2 separate regions of the Homo sapiens genome follow, and region 1 is linked to region 2. The links are chromatin loops, found by intact Hi-C in ENCODE. Cell type or tissue: heart right ventricle. All regions are shown on one strand.

The links. Peaks named below come from ENCODE experiments on the same cell type or tissue, not always from the same donor. Only the 100,000 strongest peaks of a DNase experiment are listed, where the experiment ranks them.
Region 1: a loop joins it to region 2, with 2.6 times the contacts of the local background. A loop is called at or near these places in 13 of 110 quality-filtered maps.

The regions. Positions count from the first base shown.
Region 1 is chr20:11,889,855-11,892,354 of GRCh38, forward strand. It overlaps a transcript of BTBD3 not described here. Among named protein-coding and RNA genes, the nearest start is that of LINC00687, 20 kb to the left of the region's middle. RefSeq lists a silencer at 889-1,088. In heart right ventricle, CTCF peaks have their summits at 1,461 and 1,660; DNase peaks (open chromatin) are centred at 897, 1,567 and 1,937; H3K4me3 peaks cover 2,262 bases; H3K27ac peaks cover 1,921 bases.
Region 2 is chr20:11,675,197-11,677,696 of GRCh38, forward strand. No RefSeq gene overlaps it. Among named protein-coding and RNA genes, the nearest start is that of LINC00687, 190 kb to the right of the region's middle. In heart right ventricle, CTCF peaks have their summits at 1,532 (motif pointing right) and 1,732; no DNase peak of the experiment used is centred here; H3K27ac peaks cover 666 bases.

The sequences.
Region 1 (2,500 bases), 210 kb after region 2:
ATCTCTCTACCCAAGAGGCAGTGACATAAGTAAGGGAGTCATTCTGTCCTTCACAGTCTCTGGAAACTTTTTGATCCTTTCCATTCCTGATACCAACCCTTGAACTTAGGACCCTACTACTTCTTACCTAGAACATATATTACAGCATTTCATGTCTCTAGTTTTCACTTTATATTCCTAAATTCTGCATTTTATCAAGCCACCACCGGGCTCCCCTTCTCCCCTTCTTCCGTGCCTCTCAATTATCCACGGAATAAAGCTGAAGTCGTGCTAAGCATTAAAGATTATTTCCAGATGAGCTTCAACTACCTTTCCGGCCGCCGTTTTCATCTTTCACTAAGAACAATACACTCAGATTAAACTTGTCCCCGACAGGATGCATGGATTCATATGCTGTTTGATTTTTTTTTTTTTTTTTGCCACTTATGCCTTCGTGTTCACCTTTCCTCTTTTTCGCTTCTCAACGAAGTTTCCATGATCAACCCAACCAGCAGCTACTCTCCTTCCCCAGATCACTGAAGAGTGTAGTCGTTAGGTATTACGAGACCTCTATTTATGCACCCTCCTTATCTGTTAGAGAGAGGGCTGGCATCAGTGCCTAAAAAGGAGCCCCAAAGCCAAATGCAATCGGCCCTCTATTACCGGAGGATGCCCTGTATCCCGCACATCCACTCTGCCAGTGCAAGTGTTCAATAAATGCTTAATACATTCATTGATGAATGACCCAGAGAGAAAAACTGCAGTTCGTGGGACAAGGACGAAGTGGCCTCTCAGAGATGCGGGAGTGCTGGCTCTCCTCCACCCTCCCCGCCTTCTCCAAGCCCGGGTTCCCGCCCACCCCTCACTCCTGCTTGAGGACAGGGCAGACATTGCGCATGCCCCGTATCCAAGGCCGCCTCCGGGAGCACCTCCCATGCCGCTCCGCTCCCTCCCGGTGACCGGGCACGCGCGCTCGCTCCCGCAGAGCGTGCCCTGCGTGCGGGTGCCCGCCGAGCCCGCCGGGCGCTGGATCTCCGAGTGCCCCGGCCGGGGCCTGAGGAGCGGGCACAGGGCAAGGCGGCGGACGGCTGCGTCGCCCGAGGCGAGGAGGAGCGCTGGCGGTGAGTGAGGGCGCCGCGGGCGAGCGGGTCGGCGCCTCCGCGCGTGCGCAGCGCGGGACCGCCCGGGCAGGGGCGCGCGCCCTGCGGCCGGCCGGAGGGGCCGAGCGAAGCGAGGAGAGGCCGGGCTGGTGGCCGCAGGTCGGCCTCGGACCCACGGGACCAGAGGATCCCATATCCGTCCCCCGGGCTCGAGAGGCGCTGGCCGCGCGGGCTGGCTTTCCGAGGGGGGGGGGGTCCCAGTGGGGCGCGTCGGGCCCGCGCGGAGGTCCTGGTGCCGGGGGCGGAGGGGCAGGGCCGCCTCAGCCGAAAGACCGCGGGGAGGGGCGCACGAGCCCGCCTGGCCGTGCGGACGCCCGCGGGGTGCGCGACCCCGGAGGTGGCGGAGGTCCAGGCAGGGGGCGCGGTCGGGAAGCCTCGGCGCCTAGCAGGTGGCGGGGGCCGCGCCCCTCTCCCGGGGAGGCGCGCGGTGGGAAGCGGAGCAAACTTCCCCTAAGTAACTTTCCTGAGGCGCTGCCGGCGGGGACTCCGGGGACCGACGCTCCGGGTTTGCGCGGCCTCAGGCGCCGCGGGAACCCAGCGAGTGGCGGCGGGCGATGGCGGGGGCGGCTTCCTCCTGAGGCTGGACTAGTCCTCCGAGTTCTGAGTGGCATTTGTGGCCCGTTTGCTCTAAAAATAGACGTACAAGTTTGGTGTTCGGGAAGAAGGATGTTTGCTCTCTTGGGAAGAAAAGGCTTTTACCTCCTGGCCTTTTCAAAGAAAGTATTGTTCGGGCCTGCTGGGGATCCCTATTTATCAAGCAACCCATTGTCCTGTGTGTGCCTGGTGAAAGCGAGCTAATTCTATTATTAGTCCTCAAAAGACCAAGGGAGATCACGGTGCTTTTTCTTTTTTAAATATTCCCCGCCACCTCGCCAAATCCTGTAATACAGTTTCCCCAAACTTGGCTGCACAGAGGAGTCGCTGGGGAGTTTTAAAACTCTTAAAGCCCAATCGCACACCAGACCAATTAACACAGTGTATTTTTTAAAGATCCCCAGGTGATCGCGCAGCCGAGTTTGGAAACACTGGTTTAATATAAGAAAGTCAAGGCTTTAGTTTCACATAGTAGTAGCATTCAGTTTGTAATTGGTGAGATGAAACTCAAATTCATTTTCCTAGACAGGAACTCACAAAGAGCGGTTTGTTTCCCACCAGGGAGGGAGGGAAGCGTCTCTAACGGTTCAAACTTTGTGAACTATAATGTGACTCTAGCACTCAAAACAATTGTTCTAAGTGTTGTTTTGAATTTCTGTTGAGGTTACTAAGCCCGCTTTCACTGACTCCCTGCCCAGCCAAGGGCTTTCCCCTTCTTTTAACCCTACCTCAGTCCCCTACTCAACCCTCTGCCAGATCCCCTGTTT
Region 2 (2,500 bases):
AAGTTTGAAATCCCTGTTGACTCTGCTCTCCTTCCCATCCCCAGAGAATTCAGATATTAAGATCTATTCATTTTCTATCATCTAGGAGATGTGAAGATGACTTGCTGAGAAAGCGATACATATTTCACATTACTGCCATGTCAATTAAGTATCCATAACAAAATCCCATTACATACTTGCAAAATGAGTGGATGAGAGCCTTTGATTTTTTAAGTCTCAGTTCTTTGCCTACTAAATTAATTTTTACTAGAAAATATTCAAAAAGGTCTAAAACAGTAAGGTTAACTTGTAGTCCGGCACTTTTCTGATAACATTATCGTAAGAGGTATACAAGGACTTAGGCACTTTATCACTAGTAATTTTCAGTCACCTCTATTCATGTCTGCTCTTTTCCAGTGCCTTCCACCTTACAGCTTGGTCTCTTGGGCAGCAAGGGATTGAGATAGAGCTATTCAGTGCATGGTATCCATGCCATGTTCCCCAGAACTCTTTTGCTGCCAACCCGTCTACTTTGGCCAAGATGGGAAGGAAGGGGAGGGGAGAGGAGAGAGAAATATTTAACTTTTATGAATAATGAATAAGTTCATTCAGTATTTAGTGGTAGAAGAAGAGATTTCCATAAAACTCTAAAATGCTAAGACATGAATTACTCATCCTAATATTCAAGCATTCAATATGCTTCTATGTTAAACTAATCATTTTGAAAAGGAGGAAGCAGGAAACAATGAGACTTTGTATCAAATTAATTTGGGAATGGTGGTTCTTTTCCTTTCCTATTTTCTTAATATAAATACCCCATGACTCCTGGAATAGTTGGATAAGATCCCCCTCCCCATCAATAATTGCCTAATGAGGTGTGGAGCGCTCTTCTCTCTCTCTCTCTCTCTGCCAAGGACTCTTGGATAACAACGTCGGGTAGAGAATCACTGGCCCGGATGACTTGGTTCCTGGGAAAGAATCCAGGCTGTTGAGGCACTCGTGGAAACAAAAAGAATGAAACATGAGCCTAAGAAATTTAGGTTTCACTCTGGAGAAAAATCTGAGAATGGTTCTAGGAGCTTTTCACCATTGAGTCTCTAGGTTTGCCAAACAGAAGCTATGGGGTCCTCTTCTCTTGTACTAACAAGCTAGACCCCAAGCAGTGAAACTGCTGCTATAGAACAAAGGAGATCTCCAAACCCATTCTGTTCTAAATCCATAATCCTGATGGCTGAAGGCACCGAAGCTAGAAGCAGTGTCTTGTGGCTTAAACTTCAGGCGCTTGTCCCTGGACCCAGGACGCTTCCAGCAACGCTGCCGGCTTGCCGAGGCTCATGGCAATCAGATCCTCTTTCTGAATCTGAGTTTTCTCACCTATAAAAAGTAAGTAGTACCAGATACATAAATTATAGACCGTTACTATATGAAGCCTCTAATATTGGCCAAAGAAACGCCTGAGGAATTATTTTTTCCCAGCATATTTTCTTTATCTGGGAGTGGAGTGGGTTGGAATGGAGGCTAGGAGTACCAGGATATTCCTCTGCCTGACTCCAGGGGGCAGCAGCTACTTGGGTAAAGGGAGGTCAATGACCCATCCAAGGGTTGGGTGACCTTAGTTCTTAAACCCTGAGGTAAAGAGACAGATCCAACAAAATGGACTTTTTAAAAGAAACATAAAATCCTCAGAAGTCATGCCCCACTTCTAAAGAAACTATGGCTCCCGGGAGATCCTCAGAACATGAAAATCATTGGTGAAAGGATAGTATTTCTCCTGAAGGGTTTTCCTTAGATTTTCCTGGATAGGTTTTTGGTGAGAGCAGATTTATTTTTAACAAATGCACACACATGGCATCCTCTTTCTTGATGACAAGGATTTTTTATTTTTTCCAAAATGTGCCTGGCAGGCCCTGGAGCCAGAGAAACAAGACTGGGAAGCCTGATGTTACACAATGCATTGCAAGTGATAGCCGAAACTGGTCTGGTTTCCAGACACCTCCTGATTCAACAGGGATGTGTTGCATTAGCACTCAGAGTTTCTAACATAGTAGCAAATCTACATCTTTACTCTATTTTTCCATCTCATTAGTAGGAAGGAAGGAAGGTAACTTAATAGAGGAGGACGCAGAGAATTCTAACAGAATTGCCAGCTCTTTTTTTTTTTTTTTTTTTTTTTTCTGTGTGGCTTTAAGCCTGGTGCTTGCAGCAGAAGAAACCCTTGAAATTCTTGAAGCTAGGAAGCTAAGGTTTCTGAAGGAATGAATTTGCACTGCACACATAATCTATAATTTATTAGCCTGCTTCAATGGTCATTATTGAGATTTGATTGTAATGCTTAGTGGCGTTAACATCCCTTCCACATCTCCCTAACAACATTTATGGTCAGTAATAATATTGGTTCAGTGCTTGAGCTGTGCTCTGAAGAATGAATCTGCTAGAGCTCATCTTGCCTCATTACTTCTAACAAGGCTCCTGTAGTCATGTCAAACTCCGGTGACATGCCAGACAGAACGACATCTTTTAA